2 separate regions of the Homo sapiens genome follow, and region 1 is linked to region 2. The links are chromatin loops, found by intact Hi-C in ENCODE. Cell type or tissue: sigmoid colon. All regions are shown on one strand. Links, peaks and the distances in the headings refer to the core of each region. The heading gives the core; the rest is flanking DNA.

Evidence for each region. Peaks named below come from ENCODE experiments on the same cell type or tissue, not always from the same donor. Only the 100,000 strongest peaks of a DNase experiment are listed, where the experiment ranks them.
Region 1: it touches region 2 in a loop (6-fold over the local background); 40 of 110 quality-filtered maps call a loop at or near these places.

What each region holds. Positions count from the first base shown.
Region 1 is chr20:22,308,158-22,319,044 of GRCh38, forward strand. No RefSeq gene overlaps it. Among named protein-coding and RNA genes, the nearest start is that of LINC01427, 31 kb to the left of the region's middle. In sigmoid colon, for the core only: a CTCF peak has its summit at 4,794 (motif pointing left); a DNase peak (open chromatin) is centred at 4,784; H3K27me3 peaks cover 523 bases.
Region 2 is chr20:21,698,269-21,709,155 of GRCh38, forward strand. It overlaps PAX1 (paired box 1), which reads left to right and starts at 7,396. Exons shown (of 5, transcript NM_001257096.2): 1 at 7,396-7,730; 2 at 8,170-8,799; 3 at 10,290-10,432. The coding sequence starts at 7,445. LINC01726 (long intergenic non-protein coding RNA 1726) reads right to left here and starts at 5,317. Exons shown (of 5, transcript NR_109878.1): 1 at 5,054-5,317. RefSeq lists enhancers at 2,818-3,423, 4,635-5,239. In sigmoid colon, for the core only: a CTCF peak has its summit at 4,853; a DNase peak (open chromatin) is centred at 4,883; H3K4me3 peaks cover 1,136 bases; H3K27me3 peaks cover 8,000 bases.

The DNA of each region.
Region 1 (10,887 bases), core at 1,497-9,496, 610 kb after region 2:
TTCATTTTACATTTTCATATATAAGTGTGCATCACCATTTGTTGTTGTTATGGTGTGAAGTACAGTGTTAACCTCATGCTCTTTCTACATAGATGATGCTATGGTCTGAATGTGTCTCCCCAAATTTATATATTGACACTTAATTACCAATGCACTAGTAATAAGAGGTGGGGCCTTTGGGAAATGATTGAGTGATGGGGAGAGCCCTCTAATGGGACTAGTGATGTGATAAGATGGCTGGAGAGAAATAACTTGGCCCCTGTCCCTTCCCCCTCATGCCATTTAAGGATATGCAGCAAAAAGATGCCATCTGTTATGCAGAGAGCAGCCCTTACCAGACACTGAATCTGCTCACACCTTGACTTTAGACTTCCCAGCCTCCAGAACCATGAGAAATACATTTCTTTTGTTTATAAATTACCCAGCCTAAAGCATTTCATTATAGCAGCAGGAATAGACTATGATGGATGCCCAATCACCTTTACATCATTGGTTGAAGTGCTTTCTCTCCACTAATCTGCAGTACAAGCTCTGCCTCAAGTCAGGGTTGCTTATATAATCATAGATATGTTTCTAGAACCGCTATTCAGTTCTGGGATTTTTTAGGGGGAGTCTATCCCTACATTAATACAACATTATCTTAGTTACTTTAGCTTTAGACAATTTGTCTTATTTTCTGATTTGGTCATTTTTCCTACAAGTGTGTGTATAGATATTTTTTAAGTAAATCTTCATGCTTTTTAAGTTCTGTGATAATTTTGAATGGAACTGCATTGACTGTAGTTTCCTAGATAGCATCAGCATTTCTTCCCAATCTGTAAAATGAAGATTCTAGTGGAGGTATTTTTTTTTTTTTCCCAGGCATTGAAGAAAAAGGGAACAGTGGGCCAAATACCTATGGGTGATTGGCCAGCAAGCTTAAGCCTTGCTTGTATAAACCTGGAGCCTCCATAGTGTCAGTGTGACCTTTGGGCAGAAATGGAGAAATATATTAAGACAAAGCCAGCATTCAAAAGGGAGCCAATGTCAAGGAATGTGAGATAACAGTACATTCTAGCAATAATGTTCACTTGTTAAGTAGACGCTATTTGTTTAATAAACCATTAATATACAATAATATTACATTAAATCAAACTCAATTCAACATTTATTATGTATTTTGTTGAAAATATTTTCACAAGATACATCATATAAAAAATATTTTTTCAATAAATTATATAATACCGTAAAGTTTTTAATGTTTGAATGATATTGTGTCTGTGGTGGAGAGAATGTTGGATTTTTATTTTCTGGCAGTAGAATTTATTTAATCTTTATAAAATGTAGTGTCTTCATTTGGAACATTGGGTTAATAATACTCAATTTTTGAAAGTTTGATAAAAATTAAATTATATAATATATGTCGGTGTCTTCAAATGTGAGCTTCAGTTTAAGTTATTGAGGCTTTTGTCCAAAGGCCCCCTCTGTGGAAGCTCAGTGTGTACATTTGTGAATGGTGGGTTCCTCTACGGTTACTCATGCCTCCATCCCCTCCCTCATCTGCTATGGAGTCTGTATCCTCCCAGTGTCTCTTGGAATTTGTTGTGTAAAAGAATCAAGGTAATGAATAAGTTAAGAGTACAATAGAGGAGAGGAAATTGCAGAAGTCTATGGGACTAAATTTTCTTTTGTTTTGTTTGTTTGTTTTTTGAGACAGGGTCTTGCTCTGTCACCCAGACTGGAGTGCAGTGGCATGATCACAGCTCACTGCAGCCTTGACCTCCAGGGCTCAAGTGATCCTCTTTCCTAAGCCTTCCAAGTACCTGGGACTACAGGTGCATGCCACCATATCCAGCTAATTTTTGTGTTGTTTGTAGAGACGGGATTTTGCTATGTTGTCCAGGCTGGTCTCTAACTTCTGGGTGGTCTCTAACTCAAGTGGTCCTTCCGCCTTGGCCTCCCAAAGTGCTGGGATTACAGGTGTGAGCCACCACAGCTGACCAATGGAACTAAGTATTTTAATAGGAAAAGTAAAATTGCTAGTTAAAAATGAAAGGATATATCAAGAAAGTAAATGAAGCAGAGAAAAACAGATAAGAATCTACTCTGTATTCAAGAGAGAAACTTTTTTATTATTCAGACAAGAAAACGGGCTCTGGTGCAACTGCTGCCAATTGTGAGCAGAATTAAAAATAGGTTTTAAATAATCTATATATTTATATATAAAACACCCTTAGGGCATTGTTTGAGAAAATGAAGTAAAGATTTAAAATGTCTTCTCTTTGGATTGTGTTTCTTTGGTTGCTATTCTTTGCCAGAACTGGACCTCAGGGTGGCTGACTGTTGCTATTTTTCAGGTTATACAAGGGTCTTTTGGTATCCATCATAGGCGGCTGGTTCCAGGACCCCCATGGATACTAAAGTCTGAGGATGCTCAAGTCCTACAGTCTACCCTGCGGAGCCAGTGGATACAGAAGGTGAATTCCATGTGAGACTCACGAAGGCAGTTGCTCTTATTCAATAGTGCTTGAGGATTTGAGGGCAGGTCTTCTCAGGAGTTGCTGGAAACATTAAGGCACAAAGCAGGCACAGTTAAAACCTGCGGTCTACTTGAAAACACCGTAAACTTGAAAGTGACATGCACATGAAGTATGATCAATCATGAAAATTGGCTGTTGCATGCAAAGCGCTCTTATTAAAGCGTGCTCTACATCTCTTCGAATGCTTGTTAAAATGCAGTTTCCTGGACCTGAATCAACTCTACCAGGCTTGCTTTTTCAGCAGGTTCCTTGGATCATTCTTATGTGTCCCCAGATTTTAGAACCACAGTGTCAGTGGAACAGGGAATTTGGAAGCCGACAGAAAGGCTTGCGCAGGTCTATACCCCATCACAAACAGTAAGTTTTGTGGCTTGCATATCTTGAAATAATACATGTGAACTTCACTTAGCTCAAGTGAAAACCATTTTTCCCCTGTCCTCAATATTCCTGAAAAAGCAAAGAGTTATTGCCGGGATCTGCAAGTCCATTTGTGCCTGGAGTTTGAATCAATACTTTGGTTTGCACATATGCGTACTATAATTTGTCAAATGTAAGAGGATTTTGTTGCTATTTGTAAAATTAAAAAATTAAAATTATTGTATTTAAAGAAGTAGAACCACAAATTATAATTATGTGAGGATTGACAAAAAATTTTAAAAGGATTTCTGAGGTCTTTTTTTTCCTCCTAATTAGGGAGCCACCCAGTGTCCCTGGTAAGTGTAAGCTATCAGCCAGGGCAGAATTCCAAAAGAGACACAGCCCCAGATATTGCCCTTTAATGACTGAACAGGCAAATTAAGTGGAGCTGACTGATCCATGGATCTGTGTGGAACTGCCTGGCCACGTGTTCTTGGCAGAGGGGTTACTCGGTGGCTACTTCATTGCTTCCAGTCTCTTCCCTATGCCATTCCAGAGGTGCAGTGACACACACACTGCAGAAATTTTTGTGACCCATTTATTCATTTAGGAGACTCGAATGACACCATTAACAAAAATTAGGGGTACAAGCAACATGCAGCAACCATTCAGTTTGGTCTATTCCTTGATTTGGAGAAATCTGGAGATGAACTTTTGGAATTTTCTAGTACTTTAAAACTTTGGCCAAGCATTAAATGGAGTTTAAAAGTCAATCTCTTCAGTAGTAGAGTGAAATCACATGAATAGATTTATACTTGATTTTTAAAATGTCAGTCTACAAAAAGCCAAAAAACAGAGGGAAAAAAACAAGGTTGCAGCAGGTGAAAGAGTTTCCTGCAGTCCATATCAGATGTGAGAAAGAAGCTGTCTGCCTCTTCAATGTGTTAAAATTTGGTTAGAGATCCTCCCACGCTGTATTAGCCTGTTCTCATGCTGCTAATAAAGACATACCCAAGACTGGGTAATTTATAAAGGAATGAGATTTCATTGACTCACAGTTCCACATGGCTGGGGAGGCCTCACAATCATAGTGGAAGGTGAATGAGGAGCAAAGTCACGCCTTACATAGTGCAGGAGAACTCCCTTTTATAAAACTGTCGGATCTCGTGAGACGTATTCATTACCATGAGAACAGTATGGGGGAAACCGCCCCTATGACTCAATTATTTCCACCTGGCCCCATCCTTGAAACATGGGGATTATTACAATTCAAGGTGAGCTTTGGGTGGGGACACAGCCAAATCATGTCACATACCTACAACTGAAACTATTAGAGGTTAAAAGTTTTAAAATTACATAAAACTTCAGTGAGAATGGGAAGGGATTTTATAAAACTGTTTGTTGTTCTTCCCTTCCTCCCCATATATTCTCTAGCGCACACACTCATATCCCCCCCCCCCCACATACACACACACACACACACACACACACCACAGACACATGTTGCCACCCATGAAGTAAGAGTCAGGATTTTTTTTTCTTTGAATATTTCTTTTCCTCCAGGAAATGGTAGAGGCAAAACATCTCTAAAAGAGTTAAGGATTTTTAAGACTTAAAGGTGTAAAGGATAGTAGTTAGTTCTGATTTTCTTTTTCCTCTTTTTTTACTCATGCGCCTAAATGTTTTCCTAAACTTGGAGCCAGAAAATGAGGAAAAGGGAAACATTCTCATGAAAACAAATCCAACCTCCGCTCAAAATATATGTATGAAAGTTTTCCTCAAACCGATTTTTCTTTTTAGATTCCAAAAAGCTCATTGAGTTGGCTTTTTGAGCAATCAGCGTTTTCCAGTAGCAAGCAAATTTCCTTCCCAGTGGGAAATTTGCTGATAAAACGACTGGAACCAGTGCGCCACCTGATGGTCTTTCCACACATTTCAGTTTACTAGAAAAAGGCAAAAAAAAAAACAACCATGGAAATTCCCTTTAGCAAATGTACTGTATTCTAACTTGAGTCAGGGCAGAGTCTCATAGATTAACAGTTGCTGCTTAAACTAAATATTCACTCACTTTATATAAAACAAAAACTATTTTATCCATGACCTTCAATCTGAATCCTTTATTAGACTAATTTGTTAGGAAATACTAAGTTGATCTAGTTTGCTGATAATTTTCATTTTCATTTTTCAGTTACAGGCAAATATTTTAAAAGTACATATTAGAGGCCAAAGGACGTTATCCAACATCATTCCCAACCCCCAAAGTAAAATAAGCCCTCAGGTAATCTAGAATCAGCCTTCCAAATGTGGGAGTTGCCCAAGGTCATTTCATTCAATGTGAATCAAAAATTAATTGAGCTCAAAGTTAACACCATCAACAGACATCATGAGGATCCTAGAAAGATGCACTGAGAAGGGCCCAACATCACTTCTGTGGGTTTCGTGCCAAAAATGAAAGACACTGGAGAAATCCAGGGAGTAACAACCTAGAAAATAACTGGCCTCTGCTCTTCAAAGACATCAAGGTGAAGAAACACAAAGAGATCCTGAGGAAATGTTCCAAAACAAAAAAGCCTAAAGAGACATTAACCCAAGTATGATTGGATCCTGGACTGGGGTAAATAGGAAAAAGGACATTGTTTGGACAAGTGATGATATTTGAAAATGGACTTGGGACTAAACAATAGCATTCTATCCATGCTAAATTTTCTTATTTTCATAATAATATGATGGCATGTAAGAAAATGTCTTTGGTCATTGGAAATATATGCCTTAAGAAAATCTGCAAGAGTTGAATCAACATATGGATACAGAGCATTGAGGTCACTTTGCTTGTAGGTGGCACAAAAAGAAAATAGGTACAGGTGGGAAGTCCCAAGTATCATGTTTTCTGCTCCCTGTCCTTGTCTAGGGCTGTCTGGCTAGGGGCTGGGATTCTTGGTAAGATCTGTCTTAGAGTTAGATCTTGGTAGATGAGATCTATCTTATAGATATGGAAGATCAGCTTCTATATCTCCCGTATCTATAAGAGGAAATGGATATTCTCCCACCTGCTGTCTTTAGCCTCCCTTCCTAGGATGCTCTGAGGATCAAAGTAGACAATAGTCTAAAGGTTAAGAATGTGTTAAACCCCTGTATGGTAGAAAGCAGGGAAAGAGGGAGACAGGGTACCCTCTACTGATGAAGGTTCCAGTAGCTGGGAGAGAGAAACTATCTGTATGTTTCAGGAAGTAAAGTCAGATATAAAAATGCAACCAGTAATTAGGGATTTGTATCATGTATGCCAACTATAATTCTCAGTTTCACCATATTTCTCTCAACATTATCTCATCAGATTTGTACAATGACTTTGCATATGATGTGGAGGAAGTACTATAAGCTACATTTTATTGATGATGACAATAGAGCTCACATATAAATAACAGCACCTCTATTTTGTTTTGTAGATATTAGTCCTGGACAGAGCTGGTGTAAGTTAATAGGCCAACTGTCTCATGGACATTCACAGCTCCTTGGTTTGATCCAAGATGATCCCTTAGTAGAGGCATCATAGTTTTGCAGAAAGAGCTGTATCTTTGAAATATTCCAGGCCTGGATTGGCATGTCATGTGTACCACTTCCTGAGCATACAGACTTCAGCTGGGGTTGCTCTACCTCTCTGAATCTCAGTTTCCCCAAGATCTTGTGCTTTTAACTACACTGCATGTCCATAAATGTTACAAGCATTGTTTTGCATGTGTATTCATTATAATTTGTTGTAACTTTATTGAAGTATAATACAAATATGGAAAAGGGCCATGTCCACAGTGTACAGCTCTGTGCACTTCCACAAAGAACAAACTTGCGACACCATCACCCAAATCATGGAAGCAAATGCCACCCAGAAGCCCTTTCTCTGGTAGTATTGTCTGGTAGTATTGACACCATAAGTGGGATGTTACTGTACACATCATTTTGCAATTTGCTGTTTTCAATCAAAGTCATGTTTTTGAGCTCTAAACTGCTGTATTGAATGTAGTTCAAATTGAGAAAAATCATTTATCTGGAGCATTTTCAACAGCTTATCACTTAATAAAATAAGATAATGCATAGAGCGGAGAAGGCAGGAGAGAGAAAAAAAGGAGGGGGAGGCAGAGAGGGAGAGAGACAGGGAGTGAGAGAATGAATATGCTGAGCCATTTCCCCCACTGCCAAGCACAGTAAGTCCTTCTGACCAAACTAGGGGCAGCCTTGTCTGTGGCTGCCTGCATCTGCATCTTCACACATTATGCATGTGAAGGATAATGTTCTGGAATGTCCACTCACATGGGTGTTCTCTGGCAGGTCATTTTTAATCCCTGTGACCTCCTAGGGGAAACATCCTTCCCCCGTTTCTTCATTGTAACTCATTTTCAGATCCCAGTGGATCTTTGCCAAGCATTTTATTATATTTATTTTTCTTCCTTGATAACCTTGGCCTTTGCTGATTTCATAGCCAAAGTGGTAGAGATGAAAATCCTGTCGGTGGTCCTGGCTGAGGACACTGGAGGGCAGTGGGGATCACTCGATTGTACCTGTGGTGGAGAGGTGATCCCCAGTCTACTTTACAGAAGATCTAAGGAGCCTCCTTAGGAAATGCCATCTAAAGCCCCATCTCACCAAGCAGCTCTTGACCACAACTTGAAGTTACAGTCATTGAAAGCTCAGCCAAGATGGCTCCCAGCTCCATTCATGCTTCCTTCTGTAGCTGGAGGTCCTGGGTGGAGTGGGGGCCACAGTTAGAACCCACAGGAAGTGTTTGAGCTGGTGGTCACCATGACAGGTGCAGACATCTGCCTGCCTGTTCCCAGGGCTCATCCTCCTCCCTGCAAGGCATGGCACGAACAGCAGGGAGACTGAGGGGCCTCTGGGGCCGGAACACCTGAGTTCCAAATCCTGCAGCCACCTGAGAGCTGTGTGACCACAGAAATGGTGCTGAGCCATCCAAGAAGCAACTTGTTCCCATTTTGCATGAGAATTCAATGAAATCGAGAGTATAAACCACGGATCACAAAGCCCAGCCATGGTAGACAGAGATGTCATTTCCTTTTCTTTGTTCCTTCCTTTCCGTTTTTAACTCTTCTACCTGCTCTTTCCTCTTTCTCTTTTCCTCCCTCCCTCTCTTCCTTACTTTTTTTCTTCTTTCTTCCCTTGTTCCCTTTCCTAAAACAAAGTACCACATTGCTAAATCTAGGTGCTAGATTCATGGATATGTGCTACATGTATTATCTGTGTATTTCTAAGTGTTTAGAATATTTCATAATTTAAAAGTAAAACATTTAAACAATACCCCTCCAAAAAAAGTCTAAAGGCCCACAGTAGACAATTTGAAGTAGAATTTGAAGGTAGAGCTATCTGCAATATTTCCAAGCTCTCAGATGATTGCATTATGCAGCACAAGTTGAGAATCACTGGGCAGTCCCTCTATTCCAATTGCTAACTTTTGGGGAGAGTGATTCTGTTTTCTCCAAATGGGATGAGTGACCCCTGCCTGGCTCAGCTTGTCCCCGTCAACATGGGCATGCCCTGGAGGCATTGCTGGGGCAGACATTTGAAGACTTTGGAAATAGCAGAGGGAAAAGGTGTCCACCAGGCCTGACCATTTGTTAGGGTCAGAGAAAAGTGGTTAATTCACCCTGCAGAACACTAACCAAATACGAGCGCGATTTATGCCCCCACCTAAAGCCCATATGGAAGCATGGGAACCCCAGGCCTGGGAGAGACCTCTGCAAAGCTCCATCCTGAGTTTCCCTCAAGAGAATCAACCTTAAGAGATCAGAGTTTCAGAGATGAAGTCTCCTTCATTCTGTGCCAGAGTTAACCTAAATTCCTTCCACTCCCCAGACCCCATCATGGGCCTTGACCATGTACCAGAGGCCTGTGCTGAAGATAAAACCTGATTGCATTTCTGCCTCCTAGAGTCTGAAGAAACGGGAGGCATGGGGAAGTGACTCAGATGAAAGAGGCTGCATATTATTTTCTGTACAGTGGATTCCAAAGAAAAACAAATAACAGAATCCTATGTAATCAAGAAAAATATTACAGCTAAATGTTAGACTCAACTTTAGCTAATCTGTCAATGAGAGAAAAAAGCAAAATCACATAGGAGTGTTCTATTGTGTGCAGCCCCAATACCATCACAAAATGGGTTTTATAAAAATGTGTTGATGGCCAGGCGTGGTGGCTCATGCCTGTCATCCCAGCACTTTGGGAGGACGAGGCGGGTGGATCACCTGAGGTCAGGATTTCGAGACCAGCCTGGTCAACATGGTGAAACCTTGTCTCTACTAAAAATTGAAAAAGATTAGCCGAGTGTGGTGGCCTGGGCCTGTAATCCTACAATCCCAGCTACTAGGAAGCCTGAGGCAGGAGAATTGCTTGAACCTGGGAGGTGAAGTTTGCAGTGAGCCAAAATCAAGCCATTGCACTCCAGCCTGGGCGACAGGAGCGACACTCCATCTCAAAAACAAACAAAAAACAAAACAAACAACAACAACAAAAAAGTGTTGATGTAAAGTGTTGATGTAAACTTGGACTATGTTCAGGAATTAGAGGTGTGCAAATGACATGGGATTGGGAGTTATAAAGCACAATCTAAGTCGGGGGCGGGGAGTAATGACTGGAATGTACTAGTTGTCTTGATTTAAGCTAGCAAATGGTTTTAGAACATTGTTAACAAAAGAAAGGATCTTTTTTCATTTTTGTTTTTGTTTTTGAGACAGAGTCTTGCTCTGTTGCCCAGGCTGGAGTGCAGGGGCATGACCAGGGCTCCCTGCAGCCTCCACCTCCCAGGCTCAAGTGATCTTCCCATCTCAGCCCCCCAGTAGCTGGGATTGCAGGCACGCACCACCACATCCAGCCAATTTTGTATTTTTTGTAGAGATGAGTTGTCACCATGTTTCCCAGGCTGGTCTCGAACTCCTGGGCTCAGGCTATCCTCCTGCCTCCCAAAGTGCTGGGATTACAGGCATGAGCTGCTGCTCCCAGCCATCACAAGTATCAGTTAAATAGAGGAAATATTCATAATGGTTTCTTGTTTTTAGTCAAGATTTTCTTTGATTCAGATATTATAGAATCAATTTTTGTGCTTTTGCACGATATTGGTGAGAGCAGTGACCACGTTCAAGTGTTGTAAAAAGAAAAGATGTGTGTGTGCCTGTGTGTGCTTTTGTAAAAATGGCTTTGAGGAGAGGGGCACATTCTGCCAAATATCCTTCCTTTCTTTTTAACAAAAGAGGATAAGTCATAATCTTTTGCTTCCAAGGTTATCAATTTCCAGGTAATGTTCCCAGTATTGGTCATGTTACTCTCGGCTGGAAGGCACTGGGGGACATCAGGTGTGTTCCAACTGAAGATGGGTGACTCCAGTAGCTCCTGGGTGGTCTTCTCTGTAGGTTAAAGCTCTTCCTCCAGATGGAGCTGAACACTGCCAGTCATCGCTCTCTAAGTCAAGTCCTCCAGTGCGGAGAGCTGGAGCATTTGAGCATTCCTTTTCTTCTCCATGCCAAGATCTGAGTTTCCTGTGTTCCTGTTCTCACACCATTCTTCTCTGTTTTTCCACCTATTTCAACAAAACTTAAATCTGTCAACACTTGGCCATGCCCTCTGCCAGTGTGCGGTATTTGGGTTTTAAATGTAGAGGGGATGTTCAACTAAAAAATCAATAAATAAATTCCCTACTGCCTCTCCAACTGGATTTGTGTAATTGTGTCAGACAAAATCAAGTGTGTAGATGAGTGCACATTGTTTGTGTTGAAAGACGGTTTCCACACACACTGAAAATAAAGTTTGAACTCTTTATGGTCTGAAAAATGAGAAATTAGAGGAGACCACTGTTTGAGGAATTAGCACCTCATACTTTACTGCAAGAAGCTAAAATCAGGAGGATTTTGGTGTGTGAAGAGGTCTTCCTTTGAAAGTGGTGGAGCTTTGTCCCAGCTCTGTCCACTTAGACGGGCTTGAGGAAAGGAATCCCAAATAATAATAACTACACTAG
Region 2 (10,887 bases), core at 1,472-9,471:
TGTGCAAAAGTCACCCCCGTTCTAAGCTGCATGGCAATGAAATAATGTTAACAACCCCACTAGTCATAAAGATACAAACTACACTGAGCCCTTCAGAAGATTCTGTATTTCTCAGATGGCATCAGAAGCTTGAGGGTTATGATTGCTCTGTGACCTTACATATCTAGAGAACTGTGCTATTTAACAGTGCTAAGAGTAGAGTTCAACTCCCACCTCCTCGGACAATGAAATCATTCGGACTCCCTCACTGGGTAGCATTTATGATTCATTGCCACCTCTCCCAAATTTGATCTGTCAGCCCGAGAGGCTAAGTCAGTTGCTGACTCTCTGCTGCTCCCCAACCCCTCCAGCTTACTGTACAGTGAAGCTGTACGGACGGTTATACCTAAGCAGGAGGCTGGGGTCACCTGTGTGAGGGCAGGAAGACAAAGGGATCTTTAAAGATGACAAACGTCAGGCAGCCAACCCAGCCTGGGAAGGCAGTGTTCTCCCTGTTTCCAGGAGGGGTCAAAGTGACATAGTGTGACAATGCCCAGGAAGGCTGTTTTAGACATGGATTTAAATATATTTTCATGAGCCACTGTAAGGTGTTCACAGAGGTGAGACCAGTGAGCCACCCGCCTTTCCTCTGGCATCCAGGAAAACACTTGTGAAGCAAGAAGTATCATGTTACACCAGCCCTTCTCTTCCCAGTTTCTCCTAAAACAGATTCTCCAACTTCAATACGCATTAGAATCACCTGGGCAGCTCTTAAAAATCCCAGTGTCCAGGCCACAGCCCAGAAAAATTCAATCGGAATCTCTGGGGATGGGTCCCAGGCATCAGGGCCTTCTAAGTCTCCCTTTGGTGAATTCAATATGCAGCACCAGTTGAGATTCAGTGTTTCTTAAAGAACCCTTTACAAAAGCAGGACTGGTTGAAGTGGTGTCTATTCAACGGCACAGAACTGAACATCGGCTCTAAATGACTGTTCAGTCGGCTTATTGCAGGACTGGGGAGAAGCACTCACCCGCGGTGGTGATGCGGCTCTTTTCCTGCATAAAATCTACAGACCCTGTCTAATATTTTCCATGCCAGGCAATGAGATCACAAACTCCAAAACATTAAATCAAAACCGGAGGCATTACAGGTCTTCAGTAAAACTTCATAGTCCGTACACAAGGGGGGGGAGAGAAGAAAATTAAAACCATCACCAAGCTGCGGACATATTATATGTGTGAGTGTGTGCATTTTTTTTGTGTGTGTATGTATGCATGTACGTATGTATGTATGTATGTATATGTAGCAAGCATTGGGATGTCATAGCAATTAGAGACAAAAATATGTAGAACAATAATTAGTTAAAAGTGATTGGCTAGGCAGACAGTAAAAAGTTACTCACAAGTAAAAAGAATCCATTTGTGCCTTAAAGAAAGCTCATCATAAAAGATCCTTGATTCCTAACAAGGAAAATGATTTATGCCAAGGTGGGTGGAAATAACAGTGATATACATATGATAAATTAAATGAACATGAAGGAGATCCTACTTTCATGAGAATATTCAATTATAAAGGACTTCAAGACTTCTGAGTTTACAAAACCGTGTAACAAAGTCTTTATTCCAAAATAGCGGTGTTTCTAAATAGTATGCTGGATATAAAAAATAAAAGCCTTAACATCTAATTCTAATCATAATTTTAATGATGGAAGAAATGGATAACTGAAGATGGGAGCAGTACTTTGGTTTTAACACCTGCAGTAGCTGCAGGTGTTAGCGTTCCTTTAGCAAACCTTCTACCTATCTCATTTTCAGGGCTTGAATTATGTTTTTGTGTGGGTGTGTGCTGAAGATTGGAGAGGACTGATCTTTAATAAGAAACTAGACAAGTCCAGGCAAACAAGGACTGGCTTGACATTGTCTTTAATCAAGACAAAGGGCTCCACATGGGTCCTTCACCTTCCTTGTCCATTATTCAGGTTCTATTACCATGTAGGAACAGAATTTCCAAAGCACTACCCTTGCATTCAAGGGCAACACACTTCAAGCTGGTTCCAATTAGGCTGGGCCAGTGTGGATGTCTCACACGCGTCAATATTTGCAGCTGAGCTAGTCAGATCTGCAGGGGTATCCTCTAGACAGCAGGAGACCCTTCTTACTGCTGCCTTTGTGAACAATCCTGCAGGCATTTACACCACCTCCCTCTCGCCTCCCTTCACAAATACCATTTCTATCCTTTGTACCCCTGTGGCTACTCTTAGATCTCCCCTTTTCCAAATACCTGGGAGATATGCCACATGGACATTTCAAGTTTCCCAAATAATTTCCATTTTATTAGTGACATTTAGACTTAATACTGTCACTTAAACATTTTTTGAGTGCTCACTGCGAAGGTGGAATTTTGACCCATGTCTGGAAATTTCTGCAGGCATTAATGTTGATGAAATGAAATTAAATCAGATCTAATTGCACAGTAGAGGTCATTTTATATAAGAGGAAATTGAGGCTTATTTGACATGCTCATTGCCAGGGAAAGAGAGAGACATAATAGCAATCTGCAGAACTCGATTTGGGGCTAGTGAGAATATACACACAAGAATGGCAAGAATGCCAGATCCTCCTGAAGGCTCTAGAAACCGTTTCTTCCTACAAAGGGCACCAACCCTCTGTAGTTTATTTTTATCAGCCAAATTCCACGTTTAAAATATATCTACTCCAAAGTAAATGTTATTAATGTAGTAGTCAGATCCCTGCATTGCAGGGTAGAAAGTATCTCAGATCTTCGTTGCCAATACTCAATTTCCCCCTATTTATTTCTAGTGCAGGTTTCACAGCAAATCTGTTTTCTAATTTGCTTTTTTCTTACATCTCTGAACAGAATTGAGGAGCACTGGTCTTCCACCGTTTTGTTAATCACATTGAAAATGTTCACCTATTCTTTTTTATTCATTTCACTTTAGGAAAATGAAAAAAGTTGTCCTGGCTTCTCTCGCCATGCATTGCCAAGGACGTTGCTCGCTGGTAGTGGCCAGTGTCAGCGGAAACGGTGCTCCATCCACCACAGCTGACCCGACTCATTTTCGATAATAAACATTTCCAGGGTAGCGAACATCATGGAGGCCTAGGCAAAGAACCAACTTTACGACCGCCTTGGTCAGCAGCAGGCCAAAGGAAAATAAGCCGCGGGAATGGGTCCGCGAAGCCAAGGACGTTATTTCTCGCTCTTGGGGGCTCTGTTTTAATGCCAGTTGGCAGGGTCCTCAACACCTTCCATTTGGGGTCTGGAGAGTCTGTGTGTCCTAGTCAGGAGAGGCAGGTTCTGTGCAAAACGCACTCCCCACCTCGTCCTTGAGGATCCACTCTGTTGGGAGGACGCTCTGACCTTGCGCTCCGAGGCGGCGCTCACAGGCGCCAATTCAGAATCTAGTCTTCCTCTCCCCTTCCTCGCTCCCTCCTTCCACCGCCGCAGTCATTCCCCGCGGAGTTTCGTTGTGTTGTTACACAAGCCAGCTTTTGGTTTGTTAGTTGTTCGCATTCCCCCAGGGTTTGCAGCTCCCCGATCTGGCTCAGCTCTTCTTCCCATAGTTTCTTTGCAGCTAGCAGCTCCTCATTTCTCTTTTCGTCAATTTTCTTCTTATTTTTAAGTATGATGTGGCGGATCTTTTTTGCAAAACTACGGGCATGTGTACGTGTGGAGCTTGGTACTATAACCTGATGCATAAAGTGCGTTTTTAGCCCGAGCTGCTTTTTTATTTTCCCCTTCAAACGTAAATTTAAGAAGAAAATTAAGAGACTCAATTTGACTTTGATTTTGAACCACAGGACTCATGGCTCAGTGCTCTTAAAACTCTTAAAAACACAGTAAAAGCGCAGGTCCTGAGCAGAGCCAGGACTCATGCAGGAGCGAAAGCGGGCCTATTAAGGCCTGAGGCTAGGACGTCGTGAGGAAGACCCGGGATCCCGGCCCTGCGGCCCCTGCGGGCTGCTGCTGGTGGGTACCAGCTTTCGTTGTTAGGCCCAAGTCTGGCCAGGGCTCTCGGGGAGTGCCACCTGTGTTTTCTGCCCTCTGTTACTTCCCGCAAGAACCGAAATGCGCACCTGTATGCCCAAGTTGGACTTAAATCAGCTTTTTCTTAAGGTTTCTCCTGGAGTCCTTGAAATGCATGGGCCCGGGGAACATCCCGGCCTATTGCTTGTTTTAACTCCCGGAAACAAACCCACCAAAAATCAAAGCCAAGTATGAGACATGAAGTGGGGGCGACTGTAGCTCCAAGAGCGGCCCTGTCACCGAACCCCTGGGTGTTTAGCAGTGTGAAGTTTCGGGTGTTGAGTTCACGGCTCAGGTGGCGTGCAGCAAGGGAGTTCTCATCAGTAACCCCCCTTGCCGCCAACCCCCAGTCCCCAGAAGGGCAGGCACCCCTTCGCGCCTCCTTTTTGACTCCCGCTTTCGGCAAAGAGTTTACCTCTCTTTCTTTTCCTGCCTTGGGAAAACTGGGCGAGGGCCCGAAGCCTCTGGGGTACCCTCAGATCCATCCTCTGCCCTGCTAGGAGTCCAGCCCCAGGCGGAGGAGTTTTGCCCCAGGTTTCTGAGTGCGCCCTCAGCTAACAGGCTCCCGCGACCCTGGAAGCGGAACTTTGTTGCACTCCGCTTCCAGAGGACGCTGAAATACGGTGCCAAACCCAGCCAAGCAAAAACGCAGAATCCGCGAGCTCTTTACCTCTGTGCGCTCAGCGCTGACTAGTAGCTGTCCCCGGGCCATGGAGAGGGCTAAGCTGCCTCCTTGGGAGGTGGGAGAGACGTTTCTTTTCCTTCTGCAATCTCATCTTAGGGCCATCTCTCACCAAGCCTAGCCTGCAGCTCGGGAACCCGCGATACCCGGCCGGGGGACGACAGGGGGCGACAAACTGTAAGGTTTTCCCTATGCCCGACCGTGCAGAAGGCTGCAGCGAGGGCTGTGTGCTCCCGATCGCGCACAGCTGGCTGCGGGAAAGGGGCCAGGATTGAGACGAAGGCTCGCGGACTCTGCTACCGGGGAGAACCACCCCCTCTCATCGTGCGCAATCCCCAGACTCACCCCTCTACAGTAGCCCCCAGCCACGGGCGGCCTTCACGGGGACGGGGGCGGAGTTTTGTCCTGGACTGCGACTCCTTGCCACTTTTCCAAGCTCGGCAGCAGAGGTGGGGTGGACGTTCCCCTGAAAGGGTAGTTGGGCGAACCAGCTCTCACGGTGTCACGACCGGCTTTATTTCCTCGTCTTTAGAGTGTGCCTGTTGACTCCTCACCTACTGGGGGGAAGAAGCGGCTTTAGCTGCTTTTCCGGATCACGAGTATCCACTGGACTGAGGCAGGGATGTGGCGTTCCTTTATCTCAGAGACTCCAAGGTCTGGAAATCAACCTTTCTTGGTATCTCGCGCCCGACGAAGCTAGCAGATTCCGCAATGGAGAGCACTGGGCAGGGTGCGTCCCCACTCCCCGCACCCCCGGAGCCCCGAGCATACTGTGCGTGCTTAGTCCTCTCTTCGCTGCCTTCGCGGAACTCCTGGCTTAGGCGTGCCCACTTTAATCCAAACCATTCCCTTTCCCTGTTCCTTACTCCAAACCTACGCTGTCATGGACAGGCCTAATCTTCTACATAGCTTCCCCTGCTCCCACTCTCGCACCCTCCTGCCAGTGCACTGACCCTCAAACCTCCTCCAGGTCTCCAGGACCTCCCAGAGCCAGAGACTGTACTGTGTTCATGCCGCCGGAGAGGAAGAGTTCACTTCTTTTAAACCTGATTTTTCTTTTTCCAGGAGTAATTCTTGTCTGTGGCCCCACCGCGTGCTCTCTCTAGAGAGTCCAGGAATTATGAGCCAGTCACTCCTGACAGATACATTTAGACAGGTGGATTAGGAGCCAGGGATGCTCTCTGGCCCTACAGCGGAGGCAAAGGGGTCGGGGCCTCCGCAGCCATGGCTCCCCAGGGTGGGCTGATAGGGTCCATGTGCTCCTCAGCCACTGTCACCGCGCTGGCGCCATACTCAACTCTGGGTGGCTAAGGAGAGCTAGACCCTTGGGGTGGGCAGGAGGGAGGGGAAGAGGGTTCTCTCCTCCAGGGGAGCGCTGGGAGTCTCAGAAACCTCGGCTGTTCCTACTCTCTCCCCTATGCCCTCTTCCTGGTCTAGCACATTCAGCCCAATGCCTTTGGTGCTTACTGGGCTCAACCTCAGAGCTCTCAGATCCTGACCCCCTCAAATCAGTTCATGTTCAAAACCACGAGTTTCCTCCTCTTGGCCCTCACCGCATGGCTCCCGGACACAGTTAGCTGCACAGGTTGGGGAGTTCAGAACTGCTTTGGTGCAGGGTAGAAACAGAGAAATTGTTGATGTTCAATCTCAGGGGTGAATAATTCAGGGCTGCGCAAAACCTCATTTAAATGAAGGAGAAATGACCATTCTGTGGTTTAACAGAGACTTCCTGAAGCTGCAGGTGCTGGGAGAAAGACGAGGCCAGGCCACCTGGGATAGAGTGGTGCGAGATTCCACCGCCAGGGAGAAAGGAACTTGTCCTTCAGACCTAGAGCTGGAGCTATGCATTTGGCCTCCCGCCGGTCGCGCTTGGGGACAGGAGGGCGCCGGATCTATGCGCCCCTTAGCAGCAGATCGGGATCCTTTTGCCTCCTGCCCCTTCTGTCACTGCTTGGAGAGGGATGAGTTCTGGTGGCTGGGCCTGGCTGTAGGAGACAGGATTTGGACCGTGCCCCTCTCGCATCACCGAAATCACCCCCACTATTCCAAGAGTGGTTGGCTATTAAACGTGAAGATTTCCTGAGAGAAGGATTGAGGACCTGGCCAGGAATGGGACACAAGTTCCGCCTTGTGTCTTCCTGACAGGAGCCCTGCACCGCGCTGGACGCTCACCTTGACACTCCCAGCCAGCTGGGGTACTGATCCCACCCTTCCCCGGCCGCTGCCCCGGGAGTGGGGAGGTAGAGAGAGCCACACCCGAAACACCTTTCCACGATAAACTTTTATTCTCTATCTTATTATTAATGGTGGCGGAAATAAAACTAAAACCAAAACGAAAACGAGTACTAGTACTAACACACTAATCAATTTGAGATGACTTCCCCCTCATTCCCAAAGCTAGAGGAGGAAGGGGGCTGAAAGGGGCTCAGAGCAGTGGAAGGTCCCAGGCCCAGCTGGGGTTGGGACGTGTGTGTGTGTGTGTGTGTGTGTGTGTGTGTGTGTGTGTGTGTAGAGGGGTGGGTTCCGGGGGGGTGGTGGAAGAGGGCCGAGGGGGGAGGATAGAAGGAGGGGGTAGAGTTTCAGGGCGGGGAGGGGGGCGCTGGGGCGCAGTGACGGGAACCAATGAGCTGCCAACTCGCGCGTCTCCGGCGTGACTGCCGAGATTGACGTGGAGGACACGTCAAATTGATTCCCGCACGCTGCAGCCTCCCGGTCAGACGAATTTCTCCCAATCGGATGAAGTTCACCCTGGGCCTGGGGTCGCGGGCGTGGAGAGTGTCCTGGGAGGGGGCAGCAGCGGCGGCGGCAGGCCCTGGAGCGGGCGGCAGCGCGCTCCGCTGCCGCGCACAGCGCGTCTCCAGCCCGCGGCTGGGCCGCCGCGGCTCTCGGCTCTCGGGCGCCCTCCCTCTATGCCTCTCACGCGGCGGCGGCGGCGCCCAAGCTCTCCCGGACTGCGCCGGGCCCAGCCCCGGCCACCCCGGCCACCCCGGCGCCAGGCAGCTGGCCGGCCCGCTCGCTATGGGTAAGGGGCGGGCGACAGGCAGGGCTCGGGAGGGCTGATGAGGTGGGTCGGGTCCGCCTGCCTCCCTTCCCTCTCGTCCGCTTTCCCTGGGCGACCCAGTCCTGGGTCCTGGAGAAGCTGCATTCTCCTCTGATCCCCAGCCTTCAGGGGGCAGTTGAGCAAGTCTGGGAAGGGAGTGTTCCAAGTAGACGCGCTAAAAGTCGCGAAAGGGCACGGAGGGCTACAATGCGCCGCGCTCCACTCCGCGGCTCCTCTGCGCCCTTGCCCACTCCAAGCCAGACCCAGGCGGTTTGCCCTTGGACTCCGAGCTGTCTGGGGACCCACAGGTCACCTTTGGAAGTGCGCCTGGGTGCAGTCCCTCGCTCCGCGTGGGGACCCTTGGCTAACCCGCCGGGTGTTTTCTCCCCCTCCGGCTCACTCTTGTCTGGCGCATCCGCAGAGCAGACGTATGGCGAGGTGAACCAGCTGGGCGGTGTGTTCGTCAACGGCCGCCCCCTGCCCAACGCCATCCGCTTGCGCATTGTGGAGCTGGCGCAGCTGGGCATCCGACCCTGTGACATCAGTCGGCAGCTCCGCGTATCCCACGGCTGCGTGAGCAAGATCCTGGCGCGCTACAACGAGACCGGCTCCATTCTGCCCGGGGCCATCGGGGGGAGCAAGCCCCGCGTCACCACTCCCAACGTGGTCAAGCACATCCGGGACTACAAGCAAGGAGACCCTGGCATCTTTGCCTGGGAGATCCGCGACCGGCTGCTGGCCGACGGCGTCTGTGACAAGTACAATGTGCCTTCGGTGAGCTCCATCAGCCGCATCCTGCGCAACAAGATCGGCAGCCTGGCGCAGCCCGGACCGTACGAGGCAAGTAAGCAGCCGCCGTCGCAGCCTACGCTGCCCTACAACCACATCTACCAGTACCCCTACCCCAGTCCCGTGTCGCCCACGGGCGCCAAGATGGGCAGCCACCCCGGGGTCCCGGGCACGGCGGGCCACGTCAGCATCCCGCGCTCATGGCCCTCGGCACACTCGGTCAGCAACATCCTGGGCATCCGGACGTTTATGGAGCAAACAGGTCAGTTGTGGCGGCCTCCGTAGCCTTCTATTAAGGGGCAGAACCTGGGGCGGGCAGGCTTGCAGGAGAGGACTCACACTCGCTCTCCTCCCGGGACCGGTTCTGGCTCAGGGGAGGGCTCCACACTGGCCAGGGAGGCTGGGGGTCCTGGGCCTTTTGTAAGAGACCTCGGACATCTTGAACTTTTTATGACAAATATGGAAAATATTTCCCAAATAGAAGAGCAATCGCCGACCACAAATTTGGAGGCCTGAAATTGTGCTTTTTCATTCTTGCAAAAAGTATGCAAGCCCCTGTTGCCAAATCTAAGGGGGAAAAAAACCCGCTCAATTTTGAGACCCTTTCTTTAGCTCTCAGAATCCTTCACGATTTCCCAAGGGTTCTGTCCCCCACTCCCAGGCCCAGTGGCTCTTCTGAGTTAAAGGAAAAGGGATCTTGTGGTCGATTGAGTGGCCTACATCTCTAAGGTCCTGTGGCCTTGCAGGTCCTGGAGTTTGCGGTGATGGCTGGTGGGGCTGCAGCCACCTTCACAAGGATTTGTCATTTATCTGCAACTAAAGCTTAACACACTATAGGTCAAGTGGGTGACGAGGAAGATGGGGAAGGCGGGAGGTTTGGAACAACTTTGATGCCTGGCTGGGAAAGAAACCAGCCAGAATCGGGTCTGGATTTCTTTGCGCTCTCCCCAGCTGCCAGCAGCTGGCCAGGGGATGGCACACTCTTAGGTGATCAGACTCAGGAGGAGGGCAAGAAGCAAAATTCACCATAGCCTAGGAGGAAAGAGTGGTGGCTGGAAAGAAACTGTGAGTGCTCAGCTCCAGCAGCAGCAGCGCCTCTGTGGCCCTGCTCTGGCTTTGTGTCTCCTGGTGGCTCTAACCCAGCCTAAGGCTAAAGCTTCCCATGGAATGGCAGGGGTCTGGAGGTGACCCCACCAAGCCTGCACGCAGATCTGGAGGTTTCCCTTGGTTCCTGGCACACACAAGGGCCCGGGGAGCAGCTGTGTGCTTCTATCTGACCCGTGGGGACAACAATGTTGACGCTTCTTTTGGGAAACCCTGGGCGTTTCCAGAGGCAGTTCTCGTAGAATCGTCTCCCTGCCCTCCAGAGGCTTGTGCAGATGTTGAGAAATCAATACAATTTTCATGAGGTTGCTGTAGCTTTGAACTCGGAAGTTTCTGGGAGCCGTGTCTGGACAATGGAGCGGCCGCTTTGGCCGAGTCTGCCCAGGCTTTGACTCAGCAGCAGCCTCCCGTTCGTGGGAAACCGGTTGAAGGCTAGGAGGACCGGGCAGCAGGCCTGGCTGCCTTTCCTCCGCCCCACCCGGAGTGGTGAACATTCCAGTCCCTGCCGCCTCCTGGTGGAGTGTCAGGCCACCTACAAATTTTGTGGGACCCCTGGCCGTGTCTTCAGATACAAATTGGGTGGTTGGCCACACGTGTGCCCAGGGCAGATTCGGAGGCACCTTTTAATCCGTCCTCTCTCTCCTGCAGGGGCCCTGGCTGGGAGCGAAGGCACCGCTTACTCTCCCAAGATGGAAGACTGGGCCGGCGTGAACCGCACGGCCTTCCCCGCCACCCCCGCAGTGAATGGGCTAGAGAAACCTGCCTTAGAGGCAGACATTAAATACACTCAGGTAACCAGGAGGCACGTGAGGCCGTGACCTTAAGTAGGGAAGCAGAAGGTTTGGGCAAGTGGGGAAAAAGAGAGAGAAAGAAAAGAAAAAATTTCCAGGCAGAGAGATGGTTGTATCTGGCAGCCGGCTAGCAAGCGTCCTTTCTGTCCTTTCCTCAAGCGTACTAGTTTGGGAGAGTCTGACTTTAGAGGGGTTGACTTGCCTTTGCCAAGATAGCTTAGCTAAAAAAAGCTGGAACTCCAGATGACGAATCCACAGTCAAGGGCCTTCTTTCTCTAAATCCCGATATGAATACCATGACCCCTTCACATCGTTATTTGTAACAGTTTGAGTGAATTCTTAGAAATCACTTTGCCAAAGAGTCCTGACTAGGAAATTTAGAGGCCAGGCCTCGCATGGGGATAATGGATGGGCACAGGACGTGGGGGAGCGATAATGGACGAAAACCCCCGTCT